Regions from separate parts of the Mus musculus genome. Here all the other regions are linked to region 1. A link is a loop called in an ENCODE intact Hi-C map of the cell type or tissue named here. Cell type or tissue: heart. All regions are shown on one strand.

Region 1 (8,000 bases):
GCTATGTGGTTGGCCTTATCCAAAACATGGTACACACATCACCCATGTAATCCTTCCAGCAGTTGTGGATACGCCCAATAATGCATTGTGGCTGTGCCTGGATTTCTATGAGGAAACCACAGGCTCAAATTGGCTGTCATTTTCTGCTGCTTAACTCAAGCTTCATGAATAGCACTAGGACTCTCCTGGACCAGAAGCAGTAGCAATGAATTAGAAGATAGATCATAAAGTCCTTTCAGAATACTATCTATGTAAGCAATCGCAGACACACAGCCTGTGTTTCCTGGATGTGTAAACACATTCCCACCACCTCAACTGCTTAAACAAGGCTCACTGTGGTTTGGCATCCCCACAAATACTTTTTTTTTCCTCTTTTTTTTTGTCATTTCTTTTTCAAAAACAAGATTGCTCCCTCGGCAACTGTTTCCAAGCACATTCTCTCATTCTGGGAGAGAGAAAGATGAAGCAGAAGGAGCCTCTTGTTACTATGCAGGGGATACAAAAGAGGTCGGGGAGGAAGAAAGGAGAAAAGTAAAAAAGCTAAAGACCCAGCAAGATGCGCTTTACCAAATGGAACTGACCAAATGGCCCCTTGAACAGCAAAGTTTAGCCTTGTCTTGCTATCTATCCTGACCCCTGCCCTCTCTCTCTTATCTATCATCTATTTATCTATCTATCTATCTATCTATCTATCTATCTATCTATCTATCTATCTATCTATCATTTATCTATCATCTATATATCTATCATCTATCTACCATCTATCATCTATGACCTACCTATTATCTATTTATCATCTAGCTAGCTAGCTAGCTATCATCTGTCACCTATCATCTATCTATCTATCATCTATTTATCTATCATCTATCACCTATCTATCACCTATCTATTTATCTATCTACCCATCGGAAGGGCAGAGGACATCTCTAAGGCAGTCTACCTGAGCTAATGAGGAAATCACAATTACTTCCCTTAGAGTTAAGGCATGTTGTTAGTGTCATGTTTGTCTTGACTTTATTTTGATACTACAGTAGCAAAGCTGGACCCAAGATGAGAGGTGATAAGAGCAACTGCCATTTCCTTTTTCCCTAATCTGTTTCATTCTGATCTATGCCTTTAAAACAATAAATAGGGGTTGGAGAGAAATTTCGGTCAGTGACATGCCTCCTGCTGCATGAGTACCTGATTGTAGTCTCCTGTGCTCACATCAAGCCACCAGGCCTGGTGACCTGACCTGTGTTTGTAGACCTAGTGCTAGGTGGGGGATGGGAGGCAGACAGACATCTGTAGCTCACTGCACAGTCTAGATAACCAGTAGCTCTGACTCTACAAAAGATCCTCTCTTGAAAAGAAAAGGAAAAAGAAAGACAGAGAGAGAGAGAGAGATGCTGATATTGACTTACGGGCTCCATATGTCCATGCCTGTCTACTCACACAGCATGTGCTCTAACCCAACCACAAACAGATACACTACACACACAAATACACATTTAAAAAAAAAGAAACAACAAACAAAAATTCATTCCAAAATTCTATGAGCTGGCCAAAGTAACCTTTAGAGGAAAGCACTAAAAATACCCATAAATTCCCTAACTCTTATTTCTTTTACATATAAGATAGCCATAGCTATCTTATAACATATTTCTCAGGTTTGTCTTAAATAGTAAAATGCGGGCTGGTGAGATGGGTCAGTGGTTATAGGAATTTGCCATAAGCCTGGTGACCTGAGTTTGATCCACAGAACCAATGTAAGAGATGGAAGATAAGAACTGCTTCTACGAAGTTGTCACTTGGCCTACTGCATTTGCATGTGTGTGTGCATGCATACATGTACACAAAAGTAATAGTTTACAAAAATAGTATTAAATAGACCACTATAAAAACAGTTCAATACATTCTAGATACTTAATAAATATTAATTCTCTTCCCCAAGCCTCAGGTTTATGTCCCTGCCAACATCCTTGGAAAAACATCAGAGGTCTGAGCTAGATGGCTGTTATCTGGGAACAGAAAGGCACATTGAGTCACACCCCCACTCCTACCCCACCCTCAGATCTGTTGCCTCTAACTGCAACAGGAGCTTCAGCCACGTGCTCATGAATAATCCATCTGCTTCACAAATGTAATTATATCACAACACTGATTTCTGATGGGCAGAGACCGATACCCAGAGATGCTTCATTCCCAAACATTGCAGAAAAAAAAGTATCACACTCCCCAGAGCAGAAGTGTAGTCACAACGAAGGCTCACCAAGTACAATATTTTTCCATGCTCCAGAGAAGACTGGCAGATGTCCTGGAACATCAGGTTTGGGCCCTTCCAGAAAGCCACATTTCTCTGCTTGCTGTAGCTTCTAATGGGATGAAATTGGCACTTTGAGGCACATTTACCACATCTAAAGAATCTCTGCAAAGCTTGCTCCTGAGATTCCACCCCCTTCTAGATATTCATGCATTGACATGCTGCCTCTAAGTTCTAGAACAAAAGGCATCAGATACCTTAACTTTGCACACTGTAACTGAGACAGCCAAGACCTAAGGAGGCATACGCTGTCCACCAGTCCCTACAGAATCTATTCCAAATTACCATTTGAGGAAATGCTATGGTTTTCCAGCCCTTAATGGATTGCAACCATTAAGGTCCAACAGACAAATGTTTGTTTCTGACATGTGCTGTGTTTCCTTATGAAGATATGCGTTCATTTTCTTTTGATAACAAAATCAACAACCACCAACTTAGTGGCTTCAAATAACACCAATTGATTATTTGACACTTCTGCAGGTCATAAATCCGAATTGGGTCTCACCAGGCTAAAATCAAGGAATAAACAGAAAACTGGGCCTGGTGGTACAGGCTAGCCCTTCAAAGGTTGGGCAGAAAGATGGCATGTTTAAGTACAGCCTGGGCTATAAAGTGAGTTCAAAACCCAGCCTAGGTAACTTAGTGAGAGCCTGTGAAGAAGGCTAAGGCAGTATCTCAGGGGGAGGGAGTTTGCCTAACACATAGAAGTGAAATAATGTAATACAAGAAAATAGAATAAATACGGAGTTGTGTTCCTTTCTAGAGATGAGGGTCAACCTACTTTACCCTTTTCAGCCACTAGAGGCTGCCATATTCCTTGACTCGGGATTCCCTTCCATCTTGACAGTCAACATTTGGATATCCTCCCATCTGTTTCTACAAAGAAAAGATCTTTGTGATTCAATTGGCCTATCGTTATAACCCAGGTTAATCTCCTTATTTAAACTGGGTTAGTCTGCAGTCTTCATTTTCTCTGCAACTTTGATTCTTCCTTGCTGTGTAACACAACCTGCTTGTAGTCCCACAGTAATAGTCAGGACAAAGATGACTTTGAGATTACTGTATCTACCAAGACATGCATTCTTTTTTCTCCTGACGAAATCTTAATTAATCCTTCAAACTGGTTTTCCATCCTCCCAAAGACTTCAGAATAAACATAGTGTTCCATGATAGGGCTGAAATTTTTTCTAGGCCTTTGCACTTTTTTGACTGGAGTAACCCAGTAGTTGAAAATGGTTGACGTCCAATATTTTCAGTGACAAGGTACACTGAAAGTACACTTCTAGTTCTAGCATCTGCTGGCCTCCTGAAATCTGGTACTCTAGCATGTCCTGTCACACAGGGACTAGTATAAATCTGACCCTGTATTGGCTCCATTTATCCACAGGTGGACTCTGCCCTTGGTAGTCCATCGGACCTATTAGTCAGACACAACAGTGAATGGAACAAAAAGCAGAGAAAGCCACCAAGATTAGAGATGTACATGTATGGGCAGGCCCTCTCAGCTCACACAGAGGACAGTAGATTTATTGGCAGGGGACAGAAGGTGAGTCTGGAATAAAAAGCTCAGGCAGAATTTGTTTCCAGTGAGTGGGGTATTTCTTCTGGAAAGCTGTGGGTATTTTCAGGCTTCTATTGTTGAAGCTAGCATGATGATATGCATGAAATCATAGTCCTGTTTTGTTTTCTTCCTAATCTTTCTTCTTTTACTGTTTAGTCTAGGGAGTCACACTGATCCAGAAAACAACATCCACAGAACTGATAACTATTTCTGTGCATTTATTCATTCAAAACCCAATTGAACTCTACTATGTTCCAGAAGCCACCAGGAAACAATGATTTTAAAACAGGTCCTATATGTTTATTTGCTAAAGAAGATTGTCATGTGGAGACCTACTAAGTGCCAGCTTAGTCACACCCTTCTCTTGTCATATCGGATGGGCTTCAAGTGGTATGTGCTGGTATGCAGGATCTGTTTTTCTGAATGAGAGAAATGCTTCTGGTGAGTTTATAAGCATCTAAAATGCATTTGGTTCAACTGTTTGTAAAGGTTTAATTATGCAGCCATGTAAATTTGGAGATGTGCTTTATATAAAAACAGTAGCAACAGTTACTAATTGAGGGGATTTGAGGTGATATGTCTGGGTGGGTGAGATATATAAAGATGCCAGCAAAACAAGTAGGCTACAGAGGCAGAAGCTTTATGGTCATGTGACCACAAGAAGCAGGCAAGCTTGCTGTTGTGCCACCAAAGGGAGAGAGGATGAGATTCACTGAAAGGGGAAGGGAGTGCATCCCATTTCAGACTGGCTCTTTTATAGGGCTTCCTCTTCATGTTAACAATAATATAAAAAATAAAATATGCATGCAAGTCAAGTAAGTAATAATCAGAAATAAAGCAACCCAAGTATGCTAGCTCTCCCTTAGGGAAAAATGTGAGTCAGAGTTTGAGAGACTATTTCAGATTGAGGACGTGGTAAAATGAAAAGGGATCATTTGGGGATATAATGAAGGCAGGTTGAGACTAGAGTCCAGTGACAACTTATATTACTTACCTACCTGGGCAGTCTCATCCATGATCATGAGTGCACCTGACTTGTCAGCCTGTCTGTCACTATCAGGGACTGGGAGGAGATCCCAGGACATAGCTCTTCCCAAAATGAATCCTGTCATTATTAAAATTCGTATTCTGGGATTTAGGATTGGGGTAGGATGGAAATATGCATCTCTGACAAGTCTCCACCCATGATGAAGATGGTCCACAGACTGCAGTTGGGTAGCAAAGCTTGGTGTAGCCTGATGTCACCCAGGTTGCTGGGAGTCCTGTTCCTTAGCACTTCCTCCTTTTGGCAGCTTCCAAGGAAACCAAGTTAGCTGAATGTTGGAAGATGGGCTTAGGAGAAGGGGACCACTGTATAAGAGAGAACACTGTGGGGGTGGGGGGCAATACAGAGCATGGTGAGCTAAGACAGCAATAAGAGTATTTGCCTACCATGCATGATCTTTGGTACTGAGACCATATTTTTTTTTAAATGCACCCTAACTCTGGGGTGGAATATCATGAAAGGTGATGCCTGAGCCCAGCATTACAAGGTGAGCAGAAGCTGGTTCAATTGACAAGGGTGAAGACAACAGGAGAGCATAAGGAAAGACATAACACAGACAGATGCAGCTATCTGGGACCTGCTTAAAAGTCAAAAAGACGGGTAAAGAGTAGCACGTGGCCCTCAAACGAAAGCTATGAGAACAGGCTTTCATAGAAGTCAACTGTGGCCAGAGTGGAAGAACTGACATCAACAAACAAGCTTGGCCTCCAAAAGAGAGCAAAGATAATGACTCTCTAGCACTTTCTATGCACTACACTGAGCCCACTCATGGACATCTCTTTAAAACTTTGCAGCAATGCCCACTTTAAAAGAGATAAAGGTTCAGAGAAGTAAAGTCACTCAAGGAGCTAATGGATGAGGGAGCTGTTAAGTAATCTCAGATACACAGACTCCATGAGCTTAAATCAACCCTATAGCACTCCCTACCTGCTAATACAGGAGAACCTCTATCCCTGCTGCTGGGTGGGTTCTGAAATACCAGGAATTCGGTGGCTAACACTGTGGGTCCTGGCGGTTGGGTAGGTGGATGCTGTAGAATGTAGCATTGATGTGTTTGCAGGAGGATGTGAGCTATGGCCACATGAAGCCACTGCATCTGCTCTTACAGCTGCGAGTTTGTAGTAGATGTCAGCAATAAAGCCCCAGCACAGAACTGCATGTAATGATGTAGTATCTCTCATAGTCTCTCTCTCTCTCTCTCTCTCTCTCTCTCTCTCTCTCTCAGACACACACACACACACACACATACTCTCTCTCTCTCTCTCTCTCTCTCTCTCTCTCTCTCTCTCTCTCTCTCTCTCTCTCTCCCTAAGCGCTATCCTCAGCTGCCCTTCAGCCTCAGGCTCAGAACTGTAGCATACACAGAGATGCGAGTTCTCCTTTCCCCCAAACATTTGTCTCCTGTCCAGAAAACATGCAAGCTGGTGGGACACCACAGCTGCAATCTCAGAACTTTGGAGGCTGGGGCAAGGGCGTCATAAGTTCAAGGCCAGCGCGGGCTACATATGGAGATCTTGTCAATAAATAAATAAATAAATAAATAAATAAATAAGGTGTGAAGAGGCAAGGGCCAGGCCTAGATAATTTTTCACATACCAGTCTGCTCTTCAGTATTTACTAAGCAGGGTTCAATGTACAAGGAGCCTCAGAACTCCAGCTAAAAGCACACCTCCCCCATCCCCCACATTCCACCTCTTAAGCACAGCAGTAACTTTCCCTCTCCACCTCTTCTAGGACGCCTGCACCTGCTGCTCTGATGGAAGGGGTGGGGAGAAAAGGGTGTCGCACTTCCATAAGCCAGTCAGTCACCATCACTGGAGTAAGCGGGCACTGACGTCAGGAGTCAGAGCTGCTGGAGTTACATAATGCCAGAAGCTGCTTGAACGGGGACTAAGGACATATTTAAAACCTTGGGGAGCTAAAAATAGGCAAAAAAAATTTGTTTCCTCATAAACTTTTTAAGCTTTAGAATACACACACACACACAATGTGTGTGTGTGTGTGTGTGTGTGTGTGTGTGTGTGTGTGTGTGTGTGTGTGTTTTCCTGGACTTTGATTGTATGTGGCCTCAGGCAAATTTCACTGTTGAATTAGGATCTCAAGAAAATGAATATGATATCTGTGAGGGGCGGGGAGAGGGAATTATGTGTGTGTGAATGAGAATGTGGTGTGTAGGTGGGTGAATGAGGACATGTGCGTGTATAGGGAGTGTGTGTGTAAATATAGATACAGATAACAGACAGACAAAAATATAGAATAAAGGTGATCTGAGGTTTGCTGTAGTGATTTGGTATTGGCATGAGCATGAATTTGACTTTGAAGGATATGTGAATACCAGGTGTATCTATTTTGTGGGTGAGAAAGCTTTGTCACAGGTGTGTTATATATACTTGTGGCTAAAACACATGCGTTTCTTTGTGTTGGGGTAGGGGTAATGCTATGGGGGATGATGATGTAGCATTAAGGTGTTTGTAGGCATGTGCAAAGGCCATGTGAACATAGAGCACATCCTCTTGTAGATGTGAGTGTGAAGTGTATTTTAGTGAGTGTGAAGATTATGTGCTTGAATGGAGCTGAGTATGTGAGTATGTAAGTGTTTGTAATGTGCTACAGTGTGGGCAGAATAGCTAGGAGAGGAAGATGTGCGGTGTAAGTTGGAAGGATTACAAAGATGCGCGTGTGTGCATCACACACACACTCACATACACACAATGTCTGATATCAAGAAAAATGAACAGAGTTGTTAATGTCCTTTCCTGATGCTTAAAACATTCTAGACTGCCAGGTATGGTGGCACACGCCTTTGATCCCAGCACTCGGGAGGCAGAGGCAAGCGGGTTTCTGAGTTCGAGGCCAGCCTGGTCTACAAAGTGAGTTCCAGGACAGCCAGGGCTATACAGAGAAACCCTGTCTCAAAAACCAAAAACCAAAACCAAAACAAAAAAACCAACCAAACAAACAAAAAACACCATTCTAGACCTTCCTTGAAGCCCTCAAGTTATTTATGGAAAAGTATCTGAAGGTATTCAACAGGATATTAAACCATTATTCTCATCTGTTTTCATGGGACCCCAGCTTCTAATTACTCCTTT
Region 2 (8,000 bases), 780 kb after region 1:
AGTTTAGCCAAGAATAGGAGGGAGGAATGGGAAGGAAAAAGTGGCATAATTAAATTATAATAACACAAAAAAAATTAAACAAGGATGATTGAGGAACAAGAGCTGAGAGTGTCCTCTAGCCTAACACACATGTGCACACACATAAACATACATACAGGAAAGCACACACACGCTTTAGTACCATGCAAGCAGAGTTAGGTTAAGAGTTATGCAGGCTGACACAGACCAGCAGACACAGGGAGGCGAGGTGGGGCGGGGAAGGGCAGGGCAGGGCAGGGCAGGGCAGGGCAGGGCAGGGCAGGGCAGGTCTCCACCATGCTCTGCAATCTCTATGCCTCACTGCTACGTGTCCCTTGCATCTGTCCTGAAAGAGACGGGTACTCAGAGTAAGAGGCACACTGTATTCAAGATCTCAAGCAGATGTGTGTGAGAAAATCTAACAAAATGTTTCCCAAACTCAGAGGGCTCATCACATCAAGTATTCCACAATGGAGAATGTTTCAGTCCAGTATGTGAGACTGGGGACCTGCCATCAGTTCACCTTCAGAGGTTGTGGATACAGCCACAGTGCAAGGCCACTCGGATGATAAGGAGAAAGGAAAATACTTTAAACTACCTGGGCCAAAGTCTAGCCAGAGTGACCCCAAGCTTGGTTTTCCTAGAGAACAATTTCCTATGCTAAGGACCAGTGTCACAGGATACTCTCTTCAAACAAAGTCCATTGCTGGCTGGGACCCAGTAGCAGCCATGACTCCGGGGAAATGGTTCTGATTCTTTTTCCTGCTGGATCTGAAACTCGATACTTAGATTTATATTGCCACAGCCAGGAAACCAGAAAGGTATAGATCGGTGTTTTAAGTACAGTTCATCTTTTTTCTCCATAACTATGGAAGGCCACGGCAGGGTGTCGGGTGAGACTGGGCTCCGTGCTCTGGCTATGCTGCTGCTACTCCAGGGAAAATCCCCTGCCTGCTGCTGTCTGACAGCATTTCCTCAATGCTTCCCAACAGTGACAAGGGGTAGACACCCTCAGTGTCCACGGTACTGCCGCTGGGAATGGCCTCTCTCAAGCTGCTTCTCTACCCCACTCTTCTTGGCAAGTATCCCCATCTCTCCAAAGGCTTCTTTAGCCCTACCACACCCATGCACAAAGCTTTCCATCCCTCCAACTCAGGCCACCCTACGGACTCCACCACACAGGTCTGTCCCCTCCTCCCTCCCACTCCTGGCATCGAGGGTGAGGAATGTCTGTGTTAGTGTCAGTATCAGCTGCAGCACCCGATCAAAGGTGTTCACGCTTTCAGGCACTGGGCTGGGGTGACAGTGCACAACCTCAGGGCTTCTGCTAGGATTTCCTGCTCAGGATGCACTCCTGAGAGAGGTGTGATGACTGAAAGCGACAAGAAGGCGGTTAGTGCCCACGGGTGACAAAACAGCCATGTCACTCCCATATGACTCCTTCTATCCTGTGTCACTCCCATATAACCCCCTTCCCTCCTGTGTCACTCCTTCTGACCCCTTCCTTGTCCAGTTGCCATTCGGCCACATCTCACTTCCAGTCTTTGACCTCTCTGTGGTCAGGATCCACACTGCAAGAGCTGAGGGTGCTGCTGAGCACTGAGTGACTCTTAGTCCTCACAGCAGCTATAGGAACCTCATCCTGTGCATTTCAGTGATGGGAAAATTGAGGCACAGAGTTTATAAGCCTCACCCTTCCTCCCATACCTAGAACAGTGCCCACTATGTGACAGACATTTAGTAAACTTTTGGGGAGTGGATGAACAAATTATGAAGAACTGAGGTGTGCCTATATCATATCTGGAAGCTTCCAATTTCTGACAGTCGCTGTCATCCAGGAAACAAGATTCAGAAGGAAAAGCGAGTCTCCAGTGTTAGCAATCTCTGTTGCGGTATCCAGGCACAGTCTGTGTGACTAAGTCACACAGGACTTGGACTGTGACCTGTTTAATGGTCACTGTTCATCCTAAAAAGATCTCATCATTGAACCCTCAGCCAAGCCCTGGGCTAGATGCTGAGCCCTCCCATTGGCTTCCAAGTGCCATAGTGCTTCTTAGTTTCATTTCTCAAACGTCCAGTGTTTGGAATAGTGTTGCTAGGCAATGAGCCAGCCTGCCTCACCTCGACTGAGACTCCCGTCACATGATATCAAGAGAAAAACAGACTGAGGCTTAGTGAGGCAGTGAGCATCGAAGTGAGCAGCGAGGGGCATTGCTCTTGCCCTCTCCTCCATGGCCTGACATCAGAAGTGACAAAGAAATGAGCAACTCGAGTTGCTTGTCTCCCCGCTTTCTCTGAACCCCAGGAAAGAAAAGGAAGGCAGTGGTCAGGACTCAAAAGCCATGTAAGTATCAGTGGCTAAGCAATGATAGCAAGGGAGAAACAGTTTCTAGCTAGCAGTATGTGCCCTTCTAAAGTAGACCAGACTCCCCTCCTCCCCTCCAAAGCCATCACTGTGGGGACAGCCTTACAGGAAGCTATGTGCACATCACCTCTGCCACCCCACCTGACTGTTGAAATAAGGCACCAGCACTCGACACCCACAACTGAGACGCAAAACCCCAAGGTCTTTGCACGGGGAGGGGAGGACAGACAGCAAGGACAGAGGCACAACCTGGTGCTAAAGGACTGTCCACCAACAACAGGGGAAAAGGCTCATTACAGTTCTCAACTCCCAAATACAGAAACTAATTCAAGAGTGGAGAGAGGCAGCAGTTACAAAGGTGGGGGGCACAGCAATGAGTGTCCACCGGGTGGATTCCCACTACATTTGCAGCCTCAAGAAAGACAGATGGCGTCAGGAAGCCTCGTGCTCAGACCACCCGCTCTGGGCTGGTCTGCAGGTGCTCAGCCTTTCACACTTCACAGCGAGGGTGACAGAGCTGAAGAGACAGCAAACACCCACAGGAGTCATGAGCAGTCCCTAGAGTCTCATCATTTCCAATAGGTCCGTTCTTTTCTTAAGCTTTCCAGCAGCTATTCAGCACCCCTGTCCACCACAAGGATACTTACTGGGCACAAAGAGCCTGTTGTCCCTGGTATAACCACAGTCAGGCTTTGCCGAAGGCATTCTCATGCCAGGCAGGGAGATCCAGGGTCTCCTGGCACGGCCACATATCCCCTTGGGGTTGAAATCACCCCAACTGAGAAGATTAAGCGTCTAGAGAGGATTAAGGGTACACATCCAGGAAAGGGGGCTTCAGAGGCTTGTAATTGTAGGGATGCCATCATAAAACAAAAACCATGTCCACCCATTTGGAGGCCTAGACACTGTGTTTGGAATCAGTAAATGAATCCTTTAAGGGTGCTAACAGTCTCACCTACAAGTTACTGAACACTTAACACGTGTAACTCTGAGATACATTTTTCCAATCTGTCTTTTCAAATTGTAAGGTACAACTCTTCTGAGTATGTTTCTTGTATATATGCGTTTAACCTTCACAAACCCACCAGAGGAGCAAGCACCATTGCTAGCCCAACACCAACACAAACCTTGGTTTGAAGCTAGTGAGCTTCACCAGAGTGGCCCCTGGTGGTGAGGGTGCTGCAGTGCCACTTCCAGCCATCAACAGGGAAAGAGTGGCCCCTGGTGGTGAGGGTGCTGCAGTGCCACTTCCAGCCATCAACAGGGAAAGAGTGGCCCCTGGTGGTGAGGGTGCTGCAGTGCCACTTACAGCCATCAACAGGGAAAGAGTGGCCCCTGGTGGTGAGGGTGCTGCAGTGCCACTTCCAGCCATCAACAGGGAAAGAGTGGCCCCTGGTGGTGAGGGTGCTGCAGTGCCACTTACAGCCATCAACAGGGAAAGAGTGGCCCCTGGTGGTGAGGGTGCTGCAGTGCCACTTACAGCCATCAACAGGGAAAGAGTGGCCCCTGGTGGTGAGGGTGCTGCAGTGCCACTTACAGCCATCAACAGGGAAAGAGTGGCCCCTGGTGGTGAGGGTGCTGCAGTGCCACTTCCAGCCATCAACAGGGAAAGAGTGGCCCCTGGTGGTGAGGGTGCTGCAGTGCCACTTACAGCCATCAACAGGGAAAGAGTGGCCCCTGGTGGTGAGGGTGCTGCAGTGCCACTTACAGCCATCAACAGGGAAAGAGTGGCCCCTGGTGGTGAGGGTGCTGCAGTGCCACTTCCAGCCATCAATAGGGAAAGAGGTGCTTTCTTAAACACAGCTCACATCACATATTCCAACAAAAACATTAATTCAAATGTACAGACACTCGGCTGTTAAACAGGAGGTGAATGAAGTAAAGCTGACATAAACATAAAGAAATGTCTACTAAGTAGTGGGAAAGCATCCAGTCTGGGTGGCTTTTCCCACAGGCAGACAGCCAGTCACAACCCTAAGTGCCTGCTAGTGAGGTACCAACATTCAGAGTGCTTTCCACATACTGAGCATCCCCTGTTAGACCTTACTTTCTGTGTGTGTGCACACATATGAGTTCAGTGTGCAGTGTGTGTATATGTGTGTGTGTTCATGCATACAGTGACTACTCTAAACTCACTGGCATTCACAGGATTCACAGGGCATACTGAGTGGCCGTCATTATCTGTCTGTGCTGAGGTCAGCACTGCTGGCCACTCAACAAGAAGATATGACTGTGGCACTTGCCTTTTACAAAGAAAGGTGACATTTCAAAACCCTGCAAACTCAGCCCAGACCATCAGAGTTCTGCTGCCTTCCAGGCTGGTGACCACATTCACTTATGTGAACCAAGGTGTGAAGAGCTGGAGACTTGGCTGGGACTGCAGCTCAGTTGTTGGGTGTTTCCTTGCATGCGCCAGTCTCAGCACTGGGAACATTATTTATATAAGCTGTAGGCCAAGGCCAAGGCTGCTTATCCACACTGCCCTATCAAGGTCTCTTATATCAACGACTGCTACCCACTGAGCACACAAGACTGTAGCAGGGGATGAAGACATCTTTCTTTGACATCACAGCAACTACCAAGAGCAAACAAGTCACCACAGGCACACAGACTCAACAGGTGGCTCCATCCCGCTGACAATGAGAACACGAGGATCAGGAAAGTTGCAGGGAATCCCGGCTGGAACAACCAAGAAGTGGAGCTGTTAAGGGTCAGCCAGGCCAGAGACAATGCTCACAAGCACACAGGAAAAGAAGCATTTGCCAAGGCTTCCCAGTGTCAATCCTCTGTTACATCAGACTAATCCTGTAGGGCTACACAGACAGCCCTTCCTATCCCTCTCACAGATAAAGCAGGGGTGGGTGGAGGCACCCACATTTCTGAAAGAGGCATGGTCCTTATCTTGCAGGAGCAGAGTGGACAAGAAAAGCCTTCCCACATGAAATCACCCCTGAAAACAAAGGCTAACCCACCCACCCATTCACAAACAACTGTTCTGCACAGCCCATATAACTACCAGACACCCAGAGTCAAATGGCCCACCAATGTGGGCCTTTCCTTCAGAAGGTTGGCTGGGAATTCCTGATAGGTCTCAAGCCAAAGATGACCAGAAACAACTAGGATTAATTTCTAAAAAAAAGAGATGAATGAAAATAAAACGGGCTGAGTCCCTGCTGCAGGCACAGCTCAGAGGTATCACAAGAATGTCCTCATGGGAAAGGAACTGACCAAGCTGGTGGCTTTGTCAGGGATGGAAATGGCTTGGGAGGCTCAGAGGCAAGATCCATGGCAGCCCCCAGAGAACCAATTCACCTGCTCCATACCCCACACTGGAGAGAGGCTGAGAAGGGCTCTGGGAACCATGCCTGGCCACTAGGAGAAGGTGACAGACAAGTCGTCCTCACATAGACCTAAGTATCTGTTCAGCCCTGCACAGCAACAGAACTCACACTAGCAGTTCCTGCTCTGCAGCCAGAGGACTGTGGGAAACCTCAGCTCATAGGGAACATGGCTCTGGAGAGTGTTCACGTAAACAGAAAGGTCCAGGCTTGGAGATCTAGGAGATCCGTGTGGAAGTTTCTATGTCACCTCAGATAACTAATGCATTTCCAAGCAGAAATGGCATCCTGGGGTGATGTTAAAGGGGCCTGGAACTTCTCTGGATAAAGTTACTCTCCATCTGACATCACCACTATGGGCTCAAGGTTTGTTGTACTTTGGTGTTTGAAGGAAATGTTAATTTTTACCCAAAGGCTGATGAGGAAAAAAGGCATAATTTTTACACTATCCAAGTGTTGATCTCTGAATGTGATATGGAAACAGAAAGCCTGCCCTCTGCCCCTCTCCTTCCTGCCATTAGGGGTAGGAACGAAATGGCCAGAGCTCAGAAAGCAAAGACAACAGCTAGTCAGGAAAAGGAAGAGCCCTGGCCTCTGATGACCATGGAGTCTCATGCTAGCCCACTCTGCCAACCCCAGTCAGGGCACCGGCCCCAATCCCAACTGACCTAGTCATTGAACATCTATCTTGTTAAACAATTGCTGGTGTGGGTGTGGGTGTGGGTGCGGGCCATCACACACACACTCTTCATTGCCGTGTCCCTAATACTTCCCTCTGAAGCTGGAAATGATTTGCACCACCTGTCATTAGAATATGTCATCAGCAAAACTGATTTGTCCAGAGTCACAAGGAAAGTCAGAAGACAGCCTTACTCTGGCTGCACACAGAAGGTAGCTTAGAAACCGCAAGGCACAGAAGGTTCCTTGCATCCTTTAGCAGATTCACCCCCATGCACCACAATCCGGCCATAGTCTGGAAGCTTACAGCGATACCACGATCAGGTGCACAGAAAGCAAACACTCACTAACTTCATGCTCACTTCAAAGCCCACACCTGCACAGGATAAGCACAGGTGCCCTGCTGGCACACATGCCAGCCTCTGAGAGTACTTACGGACTGTCATGGACTCAGGCACTGAGGCAGAAGGTAGCAAGCTGCTCAGAGGACTTCCTTGGCCTGGAGAACTGGCTTCCCTACTGGGAGGAAGTAGACAGAAGGAAGTTACACTCATCCCAAAATGCAACTTCAGTGTTCACAACACTCTCAGGCAAAACGTTTCCCCAGGAATCTACTGGAAAAACAATGAAGCTGCTCAGCAGATGTCTGAAATTTACTGGTAACTCCAAAACCAATCCAAACACCCTCTGGAAGCCGCTCACTCACGAGGGAAGAGTTAGTCACTCAGTGGGCATGTGTGCAGCTGGGTCAGACAGGAAACCACTGCCTTCCTCTTCCAACTCGTGTACACACGCGTGAACACACGTCCTTTCAGTAGTCTACTTTGTCACATTCTTATGGTTTGTATTGTCACTTTCCCTAGTTAGAATAGTCTCCAGGTCCATGTTCCCAGTACAAGGGCCCCACATATTATGTAAGCTTCATTCAGACAAGCATGAAATATCACTGTCCAATGTCAACAAGTCAACAGTGTTTGTTTCTGATGGTCTCTCATGGATCCTGGGCTGGAATTTTCTATGTGACTGTCTTAGTCAGGGTTTCTATTCCTGGACAAAATATCATGACCAAGAAGCAAGTTGGGGAGGAAAGGGTTTATTCAGCTTACACCTCCAAACCACTGTTCATAGCCAAGGAAGTCAGGGCTGGAACTCAAGCAGGTCAGGAAGCAGGAGCTGATGCAGAGGCCATGGAGGGATGTTCTTTACTGGCTTGCTTCCCCTGGCTTGCTCAGCCTGCTCTCTTATAGAGCCAAGACTACCAGCCCAGAGATGGTCCCACCCACAAGGGGCCTTTCCCCCTTGATCACTAATTGAGAAAATGCCTTACAGTTGGATCTCATGGAGGCATTTTCTCAACTGAAGCTCCTTTCTCTGTGATAATCCAGCTGTGTCAAGTCGACACAAAACTAGCCAGTACAGTGACCAAAGATGATTTTGAACTTCTGATCCTTCTGTCTTCGCTTCCCAAGTTTTATATGGTGCTGGGGATCAAACCCAGAGCTCTATGCATGCTATGCAAGCATTCTCCTACAGCTGAGCTACATCTCTTGTAGATTCTAAACAAGATGCCTTTAAATGAGGACACACAGAGAGGCAGGTTA
Region 3 (8,000 bases), 730 kb after region 1:
CCTACCTTGCACCAGACATACTATTTAAAGCACTCAGCCCAGAGTCAACAAAGCGGTTGCAGCCAGGTGCTATCATAGACTAGAAGCTTCTGAGCCAGCACCAGGCTTCTATACCCACACATTAATTTACCTATTATAAACTCCCCCCTACCCTTCTCTGTATACCAAATTTTAGCAATGCCCAGACGGGCCTGTTCACTGATGTATTATCTGTAGCTGTCTTCTCACTAGGACAGCTTCAGTGGTCATGACAGAGACCATATGTTCTAAATAGCCGGAAGAATTCACTCTCTAGCCTTTCACAGAAAATACATGCCAACCTCTGGCATGCCAACCTATGGTAAGTCAAGATGCCCTGGCCAAGCCCAGGGGCCAAGTCAAATAGATGAACATTTCAGGTAGTTGCTATCAAGAAAGCAAGGCAGGGTACCAGAGTAAAATGGAAGAGTAGACTGACAAGATACCTCTGAGGCAGTGACATCTGTGCTGGGCTTGAAAGGGAGCCAGCTGTGCCAGGATCTGGGGGACAGCACCCGGGAGGGGAACCATTAAACGAAAAGCCATCAAGTTGGAGCAGGCTGGCATCAGTCACAGTCCAGCAGAAAGCAGATGGCACAGAGGGGAGTCAGTGAGACCTAACGGGAGTGCTGACAGGAAGGAGAGCAAGGCATGGTAGAGCTGGCCATGCAGAAAGCCCAAGCCCCAGGCTCGGCAGGCATGCAGAGCTGAGGGTAGCAGTGGGCACTGGGCCTAGAATGACAAAGCAGCCAGGCACTTAGTAAGATGCAGACAATTTTGGGGTAGGAGCCATTGCAAGATGGTACAGCAGGTCCCAGAAGACTCCAGGAACTCACTGGCCAGGCAGCCTAGCTGACCCAGAGACCCTACCTTAAAGAAATAAGGACTAGAAGAATATGCCTGAGGTCCTCCTCTGACCTCCTCACGGGCAGGCCCACACCTGGAGATTTACAAAAAGGCATATGGCCTTACCACCTCTTTCAGTGATACTGCAGTATTTGCTAGCATCCTAAGCTCTGCTCCACAGTTACCTGGCAACAGCCAGGTATGCCTGACTCACTATAAAAGGGGCTGCTTGCCACCTCCTCTTTCGCTTGCTCTCTTGTCTTCTTGTTTTGCTCTGTCCCCTCTCCCCTTCCCTCCTCTCTCCACATGCTCATGGCTGGCCTCTACTCCTCTATTCTCATATTTCCCCCCCTCTCTCTTTCTCTCTCTCTGCCTTTCCCTGCCTCTACTACCCTACTATCATTGGTGCCAAAACCCGGAATTTAGAAACTCTGTAAGTTTACATCACCCCTGCTACAACATGGAGATCCACACTCTCTAGCCAAAATTTCAAAGAACTGGTAAGCCCCATGCCCCTACTGGTGAGAGTAAATGTCCACATGGCCCCAGGGGAGGGTTCTAGAGCTCAGCCCTGTGCTGCCTTTGAGGATGGGAGACATTCAGTCTTTCACTGAGCCTCGTTCTAGGACTCTTTCCCTTAGGTGAGACTTTTCTCTCTCCTTTTGAGACAGTTTCTTTCTTGTGGCTGAGAATCCCAGGCCACACAATGATGTGTTTATAAAAAGATAAAGAGAGAAGGAATATGTTCTATGGAGATGTGGTGAGGTATGGAGGAAGGGGGTGCCTCCGTGGGCCCATGCCAAGGCATCCCCCCTCCCCCAGTAAAGTATAGAATAGAGTTTATTCAAGGCATGGGAACGGGAGTTAAGAGGGTAATAGAGGCATAGAAAGGTAGAAAGAAAGAAAAGAGGAGTAGGGGCCAGCCATGAGCATGTGGAGAGAGAAGAAGAAGGGAATGAGGAGAGAAAGGGGAAGGGAAGCAGGGCAAGGGCAAGGGCAAGGGAGGAACAAGAGACCAAGAGGGCAAGCAACCCCTTTTATAGTGGGTCAGGCCTACCTGGCAACAGCCAGGTAACTGTGGGGCAGAGCTAACAGTATTATCTTTTCCACAGGGAAGTTTAATCTAAGACATTTGATGCCAAAGCCTTGAGAAGGACGTGGCAAGCCTCAGGGGGCTGCTCAGCACAGGGGCATTAATGGGCAGCAGCAGTTTGTGCCTCTGCTAGGAGAAGTGGTCAGATACACAGTGCACTGAGCCCCCATCTCTGAGGATGACAGGGGCAGAACTCAGCCAACTCCCTGAAGGACTCAACAGGCTGTGTACGCCTGGATGGTGGGAGGGGCATTAAGCTAAAGGATTAGCTTGGCTGGGAGTCTCACAAACCTGTGTAGATGCCAGCCATTGCTGGGAGCCAAGGAAGCCCTTTGTTAGTCAGGTGTCCTCTACCTGCAGTTCATTCTAGAGCTGCCCTGCGGAACATAAGCTATGAATCTCATTCTCCACTCTAACCACTCTCCACCAGCAGCAACTTGAGTGCACAGGCAAAGGAGCTATCCATCCCAAGGCCATAACAAGCCAACAATAAGAATACTATCACAATTGCAAGAGTGTCAGGAATCAGCAAAGCCAGGCCCATCTTCCCCCTATGTCCCCAATACAAATGAGGGAAACAGAAACAAAGACCCCCAAGCTCACACAGCAGGCGGTGAGGGAGTACACACTGCCTTCCCTCCATGTTCTTCCACCTTGCTGCCCACAGCCAACACACAGCTGGGCACAGTGTACATTTAAGAGGAGTCTGCAGTACCACCAAGGGACATAAAAATACTCCAGCAGAACATCTGGGAGGTCACATCTCTGGCACGAGGACAAGCAGTCCACTGAGGTGGCTCTCACTTGTACATCAGAGAACTCACATTTAACACGGACTGAGAGCAGTACCACAGGTACCACCATTCTCAGCCCAGAGAGTGAAGCACCAGGGCCAATCCTGGAGGCTTCTCAGAGGTGGTGTGATATTACAGCTGGCTCTTGAAAGACAGTCACGACCTACTCTCAGAACAAGGAGAAAGGACACATACAGCTAACCAGAGACGACTGACGGCGTTTTGGAGAACAGCCCTGGGTGCTGCTGCTTCTTCACCAGATACAGGCCAGAGAGCAGTGAAGCCTTGAGACAAGGGATACAGTCAGTGACAGGAGTCAGACCCTGGATCTTCACTTCCTAGCTCACACAATGAGCAAGTCTGGTAAGCTGCTTACTTTTCTCATCACTGTGACTAAAGAACAGACAAAGGCAATTTAAGGGAGGCAGGGTTTATGTGAGAGAACACAGACTGTCCTGACAGAAAAGGCCTGGCCAGCCCTGGCCAGCAGTGGCTCCTCAGCAGCAAAAGAAGTTAAGGGAGACCTGGGGGTGTGACTCGGGTACAGGGCTTGCCTAGCATGCATAAGGTCCCAGGTTCCATCCCAACACCAGAGCACCTGAGTATAACCCGCTCATGTCCTCATCCTAAACCTACCTGTGATTTCACACTGCTGTGTGAGGTCAGTTATAAATGCACTACTTACTTCCTGCCCTAAAACACCAGGAAGCCTCTTTGCTTCCTGCCTAATGGCTTTCTCCACAAAGCAGAAGAGATCAGACACCAAATAGGGCAGTCTAAAGGCCATTAGCACCCAAGTGACAATAGTCAATAGAAGACAAACAAAGTGATGGATTCCTGTCCTGCTGACTATCCCAAAGCACCCCATCCACCCACCAAGTCCACTCTCCCTCTCCCACCCCCCACCTGTCCACTCTAGCTCCCAAGTAAGGAGAACAGACTGAAATAGGGTTTACCTGCACAGCCCACCTAGAGGGCCACCCCACAACACTTAAAGGCCTCTGGGTTTTACCCACATTATCAGCTCTGGGGCCTGAGAAAGCCACAAGCAAACTTCTAACTCCCAGAGGGGCCTCCGCACGGGCTCTGCTCCTTTGTGGACTAGGTAGAGAGTGACTTCTGGAAGAAACTGATCACCTGGGCAGGTAGTCAATGATCACAAAGGCCTGAGTCAGCCTGCCTCAAAGACTGGCAGCTTTCTCTAACTAGCATGGGAGACAGCCAGGCTGTCCCTACACACAGGGATCCCAGCCAGGACCTGTGCTACATCTTGCTTCCCTGAGCTTCTTGATAACGCTGGAGGCCTGAAGAAACAGGGAGGGAAAGTGAGGCAATGGGACCATAGGGTTGCATGGGAATGAAGCAGGTCACCTCACAGAGGGGCCCCCTCACCACAGCACAGTCACCAGGATAGGTGATCCAGGACTGGTAATACTCCAGCAGGGGAGACTGGAGCAGTGGTTCTTAACCTTCCTAATGTTGCAAGCCCGGCTTGTACAGTAAGTACTTTTACCCACTAAACCATTTGACAACTTTCTTTTTTTTTTTTCTTTTTATTCTTCTTCTTTTCTATTCTTTTTTTTTTCCTTTGTCCTTTTTCCTTCTTATTTGTGGGGTCAGGGAGGGACAGAGTCTCCCACTGAGTCCAGAGTACATCAGTGCATCCAGACTTGCTGGCCAGTCCCAGGGATCCCCCTGTCTCTGCATCTCAGCTCTATTACAGATGGGTACTATATCCAGATTTCTATGTGGATACTTCATGTGTATGCAGCACGTACTCTGCTGCCGACCTGTCCCCGCATCCCCACCCCACCCAAGTCCTCGGCTTTTCTAATGAGCATCTCACTGCCCAGGAATGGGGCTGACCACCCACGCGAACAGATGTCCGGGTCTGTGGCTGAGGCAGGTCTCCTTCACCTGCTAATAACCATGTCCTGGGTTCACCTCATCCCTGTGCTTTCAGGGACACATTTTCTGGCTCTTAGCCGGAGCTGCCCCCTAGTGGCAGGCTAAGCTGTATTTCCATGCACAGACAGCCACAAAATTACACTATTACAATCCTTGAACCAAACACATTCCCTCCAGAGATTCAGTTCTCGCTTCTGATTAGCATAGTGCAACAAGCCGCAATCAGCCAGGGCAGGGATGGAAGTGGAGAGTGGGCTCAACAGGAGCTGGACTAGGAGAGACTGAGGGCAGGGCATGCAGCACAGAGAACGTATGAGGTAGGGTGGGCACAAGCCTCACTCAAGCGACACTCATGAGCTCCCCATGTGCTTGCCTGGGACATGCTCGGCTCTGGGTTCACACCCCGAGGATAAAGAAATAGCGACCAGGAACTAGCTAGGAGCTTTTTTGGTTGCTTTGTTTTTAAACCAGATAAACAGGACATGAAGTTAGCTATAACCACAGTAAGTGCTGCTGTCATGATTAGAATCTGCAGGTCTCCACGGCCTCTCTTTGTTTTGATTACATTTTCCCCAGCCTGTGGTGCAAGGTAGAAATGCTGGGAACTTGAAAGCTGGAGGATCTAGCTGGCAGCAGAGGCCCAAAGGGGGGCAGGTCCAGGTGCTGTCCACACTTCCTGGACCCTGACTTACCCGCTGCCATGCACATCCAGTCTTACCCTGTCTGCCATGATGCCTGGGACCCTCCAAACCCAGGGACTAGAGCACACCTGCTGTTTCCCTGGTCAGCAAGGAGAAAAATATCTGATACAACTGTAAAGAAAAGTCTGCTAGAACCAACTCTGCTCTGTTTTGGGACTTTGTGTGAACCAGAAAGCCACTTCCCATTTCAGAAGGAATAGGACAGCTGGCTCTAACAAAGCCACCCAGACCTGGAAGATCTCTCTTCATCCTCAGAAGCAAATGTGGAAGGGTTTCCCTCCCTTTGTGAGCAATTATACAGTAAGCACACTGTCAAATTTTCTATTAAAAATACTGAATTCTGGTGCTTTTTGAATTGTTATAAGGGGAAGCAGAGAAGAAGGGATCTCCAATTATTTATGTCAAAATCTGCAAAAATAAGAAATATTTTTATATCTAATTGTGTGTGACACTTTGCTAGAACATTCCCTAGTAAGAGCTCTCCTGGCAGCTCAAGCTTTTAGCTGGAGGAAGGAAGCCATGGCCACCAATCAAAGCTGAGGAGGCAGGAGGACAAGACGGCAACAGTCAGACAGCTCGCCTTCTGTCTGTCTCTCGGTCACACTGCCTGACTACATGAAACCACATTAAAACAATTGCAAAGCCACATTTAAACGTTCATTGTAAAGACTGAGAGCAAAATGCGACCCGCAGGAAGGAGCCTTGGGACTGCTGCGCTGCCATAGGGTAGGAGACTATGGAAACAGAGAGCGAGCAGAGAGGAGCTACAAAGGAGGCTCAGGAAGAACACACTCCAGCCTCAAAGATGAAGTCAGCAGCCTCTTTCAAAGTCGTCGTCCTTGACAGCAAACAGCCTTAAACATTCTAAGAAAGCACTGTACCATTGGCCTCCATTTTCACCCCACTCATTAGGGTCTTCCTTAAACCCTGACTAGTTTTCATATGTAACTGTGCTAGCAGGATGGCTCAGTAGGTTAGGATACTTGTCACCAAGCCTGATGACCTGAGCCAGAGCCTTGGGGTGCACATGGTAGAAGAAAAAAACTGATTCCAAGAAGTTATCCTCTGATCTCTACATTTGCACCACACATGCATGCACCACCATACATGTATGAACCACACATGCATGCACCACCATACACGTATGCACCACATATGCACGTATGACATGTACACCTGCAAATAAATAAGTATAATAAAACATTTCTCATTCAGCAAGGCTTGTTGGTACACACCTTTAATCCCAGTACTCAGCAGGCAGAGGCAGCCACATCTCTGTGAGTTCAAAGACAATTTGGTCTACATGATGACTTTCAGGACAACCAGAGCTATTTAATGAAACCATGTCTCAAAATTCATGTATCACCAATAATTTAAAGGCAACAACTTTGGTTGTTCTTTAGGTTCGAACCTGCAGAGTTCCCCACAAGCTCATGTTCTGAATTTTTATTTCCAGCTGGTGGTGCTGTTTTGGGAAAGCTATGGAATCTTTAAGAGGAAGAGCCAGGATGCTGGAAGGGAACTTTCAGGGGCAGCCTCTGAAAGTTCGAGCCCAGTTGTTCTCTGCTTCTTGGCCGCTGCCACAGGCTTTGCTGAGCAGACAGAGCTGGTTTGCCACTCCTCTCTGCCACACAACAATTCCCCGAACCTAAATACGCCTTTCTGCTTTTAAGCTCTCTGTCAGGGATTTGGCTAAAGAAATGCAAAAATAACTAATGTGGTTCTCTAGCCCTGCCCCCCCCCCAAAAAAAACAAAAACAAACAAAAAGCAGGCAAAGTCAGAGCAATGGCAAGTTAGGTAAAGGCAGTTACAACAGACAGGGTCACAGAGGTTTGGTTGGCCAGCTCATCTGAATGTGCTTGAGACAGTCCTCAACAAAAAGTCAAGCAGGAGGAAAAAATATTAAATTCTGGGGGCTAGGGATATACCTCCTTAGAAGAGAGCAGGCCCTAGTTTCAATACCAAGCATCCAGTACTCTCCAGGTATAAGAGAGAAAGAGAGAAAGATGAGAGGAGAGGAGAGGAGAGGAGAGGAGAGGAGAGGAGAGGAGAGGAGAGGAGAGGAGAGGAGAGGAGAGGAGAGGAGAGGAGAGGAGAGGAGAGGAGAGGAGAGGAGAGGAGAGGAGAGGGAGGAGAGGGAGGAGAGGGAAGAGGGAGAGGGAGAGGGAGAGGGAGAGGGAGAGGGAGAGGGAGAGGGAGAGGAGCCAAGTAGCTAGGTAGCCAAGAAAAGTCATCTTGGCCTGGGTCACGCTCCTCTAGAAGCCAAAGTCACATGCCCATTAGTAAGGAGGGAAATTGTCTGCCCTGCAGCATCCTCCATCCAACCTTTCCAATCACATCTCTTATGTGGCAGGTAATTCCTCCTGTAGATAAAGGAATCAAGATAAATTAGCCTCAATTTACACAAATTAACACAAATCACAGGCTGAGGCCCAGCCAGTGACCCAGGAAACAGCTACTTCTTCACAGCCTGGGGCCTCCTGACACTGTGACCTTAGCAATTACAAGGGAACAACTATGGCAGAAGATGTGCTCACTCATCAGCCACCATTTTGGCCATAACACCGTGCCACAGGGTCTGTGCGTCTAACGTTGTAGCACTGACTCCTGTGCTAAGACCTGACACTTCACAGCCCTAG
Region 4 (8,000 bases), 750 kb after region 1:
ACACATGACACATAACTTGCAACACACAACTAAAGGTGTAAAAACTAAGCTTAGAAAATGGACTTGATGGACTAACAATGAAGACAGTGATTGATTGCATTGGGCCATGGGATTTGGGCCTCCTCCCATTTGGGGTTGGTCCACAGCTTTTACAATTGCAGGGTAATGTTTGAAAACACAGAAATAAAAACTTCCTTAAGAAGTGTCAACTAGCCAGAGATGACAGAATTCTGCTCTAGCTGAGTCTGACAGCACACCCCTGCCATGCTAGCACTAGAGAAGCTAAGGCAGGGGGGTCCCAATCAAAGACCAGACTAGACCATATAGGAAGAAAGAACCTGCCTTAAAAAGAATTCCACCTCAGAAAACACATGTGCAGTTTTAACCTGTGAACACGCAATCCGTGTTGACGGGCAAAGCATGAGCAGGCCTAGGCTTAAGTTCACATACAGATCGGTAAACAAAGTCATCCCTTAAGTTGTTTACAGCTTACTTGAAAATAAACTCTTAAGCAAAAATGAAAAATGCCAACACTTCCAAAAGAAACTAACAGTAACAAATTGACTCTCCATTTGGTTCTGAAATAAAAATATCAAGCACCTTCACCTTCCTGGATGTCACCAGCAGCCTCTGCATCCCCTGCAGAACCTCAGAAGTGCCCACCATCAGCTCAGCCTGCTGCACTTCCATCACCCAATACCTGGCAGGACATTAACATCTGGGCACCAGACCTGTGCAGTCTGGGTCTCGCCTCTAGAAAGCCTAACTTAATTAGTCTGGAAGGTGGCCTGGGCCTAATAGTTCTGTAAGCTTCCCCTGGGGACTGAAATGTGCAGCCAGAGCTAAGCAGCATGGTTAGCACTTTAACCCAGAGAATTCTTTATTAGAACGTTAGTTATGTCTGAGCAACACCAAGCCAGATGAACTCCAAAAAGTGACTGTAGCCTTGAGGTGTAGGAATAAATTACTTCCATGGTCCCAGCTCTGGCTAAGGATACCTGCAGGGGCCTCTGGGTGGCACTTATCAGCATTAACTCTTGCAAAAAAATCTATAAGAGTAAGACTGTTTCACCCTGGCTTTCCAAAGGAGAAGCATTAGGCACTAAGTGGCCATCTGCCATCCCACATCCACTGGGAACAGAGGCTCCTATGTAAATAAGTATTTCCTTAAATGGTGCCTGAGGCACCTCCCTCTACCCCAGCCTCAGACAGAGCTGACAATGGTAGCACACTCTTGTAATCCTAATATTTTCAAGGCTGAGGCAATGGGACTCTGAGTTCAAGGCCAGCCTAGGTTATACACTAAGTTCAAGAACATCAAGAACAACCTGGGCTATCTACCAAGCTTCTGCCAAAACAAAAACAAAAACCAAACAAACCCAAAGACTAAAGTAAACTGACGCAAAACTAATCCCACCCCTGCCCCACATCATGCCACACTTACACCTGAGCATGGCTGGCGCACAGAATCACTCAGCCAAATGTTTAACATCTGTGTCTATACACCCCATCCCACCCCACCCACCCCTCTTCAATTTAAACACATAGGCTCACGCAGCCATGCTCTGTTCATTTCTAACTGATAAAGCTTACCACAAAACAGCTGCTCTTTGAAGAGTTAACAAATGAACAAGGTAAACTACAGAGCCTGGAAGAACTCCGGCAGCACCAGACTACAGGTGAGCAGTTTCCACTGAGACAGATCTTTGCCTATCCTGATGCTTGGGCCTAACACACAAGTCCCGACTTATACATGGATTCCCCTGCTCTCAGCTGCAAGTTAGGGACCTGGGGCTGCTGCTGAGCATGGAGCAAAGGTGGGACTCTCAGCTCATCACACCAGACAAGTGACTCGTCCAGTAGCCTGAATGAGGGAGGCAGAGGGAAGGGTGACTGGACACAGTAGGTGCTCAGAAGATCACGTGGGGAATCAGGTCAAGAGGATGACTAAACATACATTCTGCAGTGTTTCTGCCAATGGTCCTGAGAAAAAGGACAAGGGAAAAGGCTGAGGCAGGGATTCTCTTGGTGGCAATGCTGCCCCCTTCAGGTGTGGGATAAGTAGGCATGCCTGGCGGCATAGTCAGGCCAAAATGTAGAGTAGGCTGAAGACACCATTCCTTCTGAGAGGCTGGGGCAGTACACAGTGCTGGCTCGGCCTCCTAGGGCCATCTGTAGGAGACTGGTGTAGAATCTGAACCTGGAGCCGCCTCTCACAGATGCTGACAGCCCTTCTCCTCTGGGGTCTGCTGCACTCTGCATTTTCATTCCGTATTTGCTATAAACAGCCACTCTGGTCCTCCCTCTCTATGTGCAAGCTGTGGACCAGGAAGTGCTTTATAAGCTGTGGGTTGGGCCTTATTCGCCAGATACTGAGGCCTAGTGAGGAAGTCTGAGTCTTTGCTCTAGTTTAGAGACCTGTCTTGCTCACTTCCGTACTGGAGTGACTCAGCACTTTCTGCTTAAGCCTGCCTTTGCCTAGCTACCACTGATGTAGAATAACTTTATTGGCTCTGTCAGTCACCCTATACCCTACGGCATCCTTCCCCGCCCTCTACATCATCTCACCTCACCAAAAATCCCCACCTCTTTCTTCAACCCTATATAAAGGAAAGACTGCTACAATAAAACAAGTTCCTGCTCTGACAGACTCCCGGCCTGGGTGTGTTTGTTTTGGGCTGCAACAGTCACCATCCCACTCAGCCCTGGAGAGACTAGGCTGGCCCTGCCAGCAGAGAGCTGGCATCTGTGGTTCACTCTGTCCCAGAACTATCCTAACCAATGTAGAACAGAGTCTGCTTCTATTATGAATGGCTTCTTGTTCATTTCTCTTTCACATAAACTATAAGCTAGCTTCCTAAATCACTTGTGTTATATGTATGTTATATTAGTTATGGACATTAGGAGTGTCACCAAGAATGTTTACAAAAAAGGAACAGCAAATCTGCTAGCATGAAGTCCAAAGACGGCAAAATAGATGACTAACAAGGTCACTAGAGGTCACAGTTTGTGAGACATAAACCACAGAAAGCAGCCAGAGGAGGTAGCATAGTGTACTCACTCCTGTCAGATTCCACTGAGGGCTGTCGGCCCAACGCCACTAATACATTAATTTGGAACATCTAAAGCACCTAAATGGGATGGGGAGGAATCACCATGGGAAGTCTACAGTCACTGCTGCCCATCTAGGGAAGTCCTCTCCAGCCCCACACTCACTCCTGCAGTTCAGAAAGGAAAGGATGCCACCTCCTGGATACAGGGAGCGTTGATCTGGGCCTGAGAGCAAGAGATGCCTGCTGCTGGGGAGACGAGGTGAAGTGGCTGGGCACAGCACAGCCATGGTCTGTTACAGATCCTCTAGTCACCATGAGAGAAGATCAAACCTGATAATGAAGCCAACTGCAAGAAAAAGGATAGAGAGATGTGGAGAAACAGGTCTCCTTCACAGCAGGAGTTCCCTAGCCACTCCACTGCCCTTCTTCAGAGGCCTCTAAGTGGGCTTCTGTCATCCATGAATGCTCTCACTAGCTAAAGCTAAAGTAGAAGGGATTTCCAGAAAGCTTCACTTCCCAAATGGTGAGCAAAATAGTCTTGGAACAGGTAACAAGCAAGTCCAAGAGCTCCCTAGAACTGAGCTATAACTAAGAAGAGCCCAGTGGGCATTCCTTGGAGATAACTTGGGTCAGGTCACACCACCACTAGCCCCACAACACTTCCCTCCCTCACCAGACCAACTTCACTGAGACCTATTTGAGCCAGGCATTACGTCAGCGGTAAGAAAAACCAGGTGAGCACAAGAGCATGCCCCTCCTGAGGAAGCCTCTGGCCTAAATTTGAGCCTTTGGTGGCAGTACGCTATTGTCACTGCTAGTAGTAACTGTTGTGCAATGCTGGTGCCTGAGCATGAGCACCACGGAGAGCCCTTACCTGGGTAGGTCAGGAGATGCTGGACACAACCTTCTGCTGATGAATGTTCTTAAAGTGACAAGAAACAGAAACCCAACTCCAGTTCATCTCAAGAGCAGTGGGGATTCATCAGCCCACACTGTGAGAAGGTCCAGAGAGGCCTTCAAGAGTAGGTTGGAGCCGGGCGGTGGTGGCGCACACCTTTAATCCCAGCACTTGGGAGGCAGAGGCAGGTGGATTTCTGAGTTCAAGGCCAGCCTGGTCTACAGAGTGAGTTCCAGGACAGCTGGGGCTATACAGAGAAACCCTGTCTTGAAACAAACAAACAAACAAACAAAAAGAGTAGGTTGGCCCAGCATCCCAGTGAATCCTGAAACCCAGCTCTCTTGCCCACCGCTCCTCATTTGAGTGCCTGCATACCCTCACCCTATGCTGTCTTCCCTCATGAGAACACAATGGCCAAGGCAGCTCTAGGCTTCATACCCCAACAGAAAGTTACCCAGAAGAGAGAGCCATCCAACAGACAAGAGATGAGCTCCCACCAAAGTTCTGAAGACCCACCCCTGTCTCCATGGCAAAATTAGACCACATGTCATTTCTGAAACAGTCTAGGAACCCTGCAGCAATCTTGCTGGAAGGAGATGGAATTACCTTGACCAAATTAGATATGTTAGACCTGAGCTGGAACCCGGAAAATGTCAGTTTCTGCCACTCCTGTGTAACTTTAATGCTTTCAAATCCTTTTTAATGATGGTTCTTAAACACTTTAACCTCTCTTACAGCCCACCACTCACCAGAGGTAGTGGGAAAGAAAGGATATGAGGGGCGGGCTTATGGACCTGTTTAGAAAGGTTCTTTGGAGCAACTCCCATCTGTGTTATCTAGAAATAGCAGTTCAGTTCACAGGTCAGCAGCAGCAGCTTGCTCTACTCACAAACACTTCACAGACATACAGCAGTCCAGGTTGGTAGCGTCGAGATAACAAACACAAATCAGCAGCAGTGGCGCTACCTAGCAGAGACAGCCAGGCCTCAGCCTCTGCACAAGTCAGCAGGAGGCACCAGGGCCAACAGGAATGCCAGGAAAAGTTCTCAGCTGTGCCAATCTCAGTGAAATGAAGATCAGCAAAGCGAGACCACCAAGTGAGTCCTTTTTATACCCTCCAAACATCCCGTGTCCTCCCCGGGTCTTGCCTCAGCACATGCATCTGTCTCAAAAGTCACTGCCAATCAGTCTGCAGAAGCGGCAAAAAGCCGCAGCACACCACCAGAAGTTGCTTGGTGCATATCTCTCTATGGAGTCCTGACAAATGGAGTTCAACTATACAATGTAAGGCAGACCAATACATGCGTGTTGTTAGCAAAGAATCTTTCATCATGTGTCCTTTAACAGGATTACTTTAGCAGAACATCCTTTCTCCTGTGTCTGCTTCAGCATAACTTTCCTTCATGAGTCTGCCTTGGCCTTTCACCTATGTCCACTTCAATGAAACATTCCTTCATGTGTTTGCCTTAGCAACACAAGTGACTTTCCAAAGAACCCTTAAGTTTCCACTTCACCTGGCTGCCCTGGAACTTGATCTGTAGACCAGGCTGGCCTCAAACTCTGATCCACCTGCCTCTGCCTCCTGAATGCTGGGATTAAAGGCATACACCACTACTCCTGGATTTAGAAATATGTATCTTTTGATAGATATATGCCAGAGCCAAAAGAAAGAGAGGGTCAGCCCACTGGACTAAGTGCTTGGCAGATACATGTCAAGACAGAACATCCCCTATGACCTTGTCCCAGAAAGCAGAGTCTATAGTTCTCTGATAACCAACAGAAAAAGGCAGAGCTTGAGCCTTGACAGACAATATAAGATTTAGAGCTTTTATTGAAAGCCAAAAGTCTCGACAGACAGAGATGCCAGACAGGATCTGAGCAGGGCACTGAGGTCCCTGTTTTGCCTTCCCTGTATAGGCCCACACCCTAAAAGTTGTGCCATGAGGACCTCAATCTCACACATAGACATCATTGTGAAGATCTCACTGGCTACCAGCCCAGCAGGAACAATAAACAAGAGGGTACATACTGACCAAGCAGGGCTGGCACACCCAAGGAAGCTGACCTCCAAATGGAGGCCAGTGTCAAAGGCTTCAAGATGCTTTGGACAAAGAAAGGACTCCAACACCCAGGTCAGACCCAGAGTCTAGAACTATCAACAGCCAAGGCACCAACCAGAACGCTTGTCCACACCCTTGGGCTGTCAAGAGGATGACAGATGTACTTAAGCCCAGAAAAACCACAGTCCACCGTTTGCCCCTAACATACAAACATGAACCCTTCGTTAGAACATGGTAAAAATGAGAGAAAGCCAACACAATCTGGATAAAGCAACAAAGATTGGCAGGTGAAAAGTAGCTCAGAAAGGCTGGGTTCAGCAGCTCAGGTGCCACCCTCAGGAAGAGCTGCACCCCTCTCCTTCTACTGTGTGTGCATTCATGCACTGGGTTAGAATCTTTCCTCAAAGGAACAAAGACCCACCAACTCCCAGGTTCCCTCTCGTCCAGGCAAGAATGCTGAACCTTGCTCTCAGCACATCAGCCACACACATTAGCTAGACTCCATCATGGTGGCCAAGGAATGAAGCAGCAGAGTGACACTAGCATGAATAGCCAGGAAGGAGGAAGAGCCACTGGTGGAGTGTGAGGGTCTAGCCGGCTGGGTCATGGATGCTGAGGGAGCTGATTGAATCTCAATTCTGGGTGTTTGAGGTGTTTCCTGGAGAGCCAGCATCTGAATTAGTGGACCAGGCTGGGACCTTATCAGGACAACCAGGTGCCATCCTTGCACTGAGGACTCCAAACAAAACAAAGGAACCAGGGAAGGTCAATGCTCTCTCTGCCTGACTTCTGGAGCCAGGGGTGGTCCTCTCCTGCCCTGGGGCTCCTAGCTGTCAGCCTGGACCCAGGCCTTCAGACCACATCACTGGATTTCCCAGGCTGCCACTTGCAGACAAGGTTAGGTAAACTCCCTGGCACGCAAGTCATATGAAATCAATACCTCAGGACCTCAGAAAACCATGTGGTTTTCTGGAAAGGTACAGACATCCTATTGGCCCTGCTTCTCTTGAGATCCCTGAAGTATCAGGAGGAAGCTGAAACCTGGAGATGGTGGTGGGCAGCTTTTGAAATGGTCCCCACTGACTCTGATCCTGATAGTCATCCCTAGTGTCATGGCTTCCCACACTGCCGGGCTGTTCTGTGTATCTATAGAACTCAGCGTGCTCTCCAAGGTGACAGAAACCTCGAGACCTCCACCTGGAGCATGTTCTTTCTCTATGGGAGCCACATTGAACAGCCTACAGAAACCTTCAGATTAAGGACCCTAGGCCTCTTATTGACAGACAGACAGACAGACAGAAGACACCAGCCCCTAGTCTGAGACAAGCCTGAGTACACCAACTCTAGCCAGCAACTCAACTTCTACCTCCTGAAAGACCCCTCCCCATCCATTCGCAGACACCTCACTCCCAGAAATCGTGGAAAATTCTAAACACTTGCTGTTTCTGGAGACCAAATTAAGAGATGATTTATCACACAAGAGACAGCTAGCATGATGAGCAGAGATAGAAAATTGTCCTTAGAGTGACCCAATGACTTTGACCCTGTTCTCTAATTGGGAGACTCAATCCCTGATGCAGTAGCAATGCTGAGAGGTGGCCCTTAGGAACTGGGCAGGGGCTGGCGAGATGGCACAGCAGCTACTTACGGCTTTTCCAAAAGACCCAAATTTAGGTCCCAGTACCCATGGGGAGGAAAGGAACTCAAGTTCGAGGGCTCCAATGCCTTCTGACCTCCACTGGCACTAGAAATACACTTGGTGCACAGACACACACAAAAGCAAAATATTGAGACACGTAAAAATTTAAGTAATTTTTTAAAGAACTGATCAGGTTACAAGGGCTCCGCCCTCATCCACCACGGCTTAGTACTAAACATGTCTGTTACAAGAGCAGCTCCTCGGCCTCTTTCCTCCCACTCTCCATGATGTGATGGCTTCCATTGCATTCTGACATGCCAGGAGGCCCCTGAAGGTACAGCCCCTCAACC

Evidence for each region. Peaks named below come from ENCODE experiments on the same cell type or tissue, not always from the same donor. Only the 100,000 strongest peaks of a DNase experiment are listed, where the experiment ranks them.
Region 2: it touches region 1 in a loop (10-fold over the local background); 12 of 42 quality-filtered maps call a loop at or near these places.
Region 3: it touches region 1 in a loop (6-fold over the local background); 7 of 42 quality-filtered maps call a loop at or near these places.
Region 4: it touches region 1 in a loop (4-fold over the local background); 8 of 42 quality-filtered maps call a loop at or near these places.

What each region holds. Positions count from the first base shown.
Region 1 is chr16:12,196,515-12,204,514 of GRCm38, reverse strand. The region is part of intron 2 of Shisa9 (shisa family member 9); the gene reads right to left. Among named protein-coding and RNA genes, the nearest start is that of Shisa9, 220 kb to the right of the region's middle. In heart, a CTCF peak has its summit at 3,092 (motif pointing right); no DNase peak of the experiment used is centred here; H3K27me3 peaks cover 275 bases.
Region 2 is chr16:11,419,619-11,427,618 of GRCm38, reverse strand. It overlaps Snx29 (sorting nexin 29), which reads right to left. Exons shown (of 21, transcript NM_028964.4): 11 at 6,836-6,915. Among named protein-coding and RNA genes, the nearest start is that of Snx29, 100 kb to the right of the region's middle. In heart, CTCF peaks have their summits at 3,519 (motif pointing left), 3,847 (motif pointing left) and 4,168; no DNase peak of the experiment used is centred here; H3K27ac peaks cover 1,740 bases.
Region 3 is chr16:11,465,691-11,473,690 of GRCm38, reverse strand. The region is part of intron 13 of Snx29 (sorting nexin 29); the gene reads right to left. Among named protein-coding and RNA genes, the nearest start is that of Gm32100, 110 kb to the left of the region's middle. In heart, a CTCF peak has its summit at 4,766 (motif pointing left); a DNase peak (open chromatin) is centred at 4,700; H3K27ac peaks cover 929 bases.
Region 4 is chr16:11,450,932-11,458,931 of GRCm38, reverse strand. The region is part of intron 13 of Snx29 (sorting nexin 29); the gene reads right to left. Among named protein-coding and RNA genes, the nearest start is that of Gm32100, 130 kb to the left of the region's middle. In heart, CTCF peaks have their summits at 2,045 (motif pointing left) and 3,251 (motif pointing left); a DNase peak (open chromatin) is centred at 2,581; H3K27ac peaks cover 1,315 bases.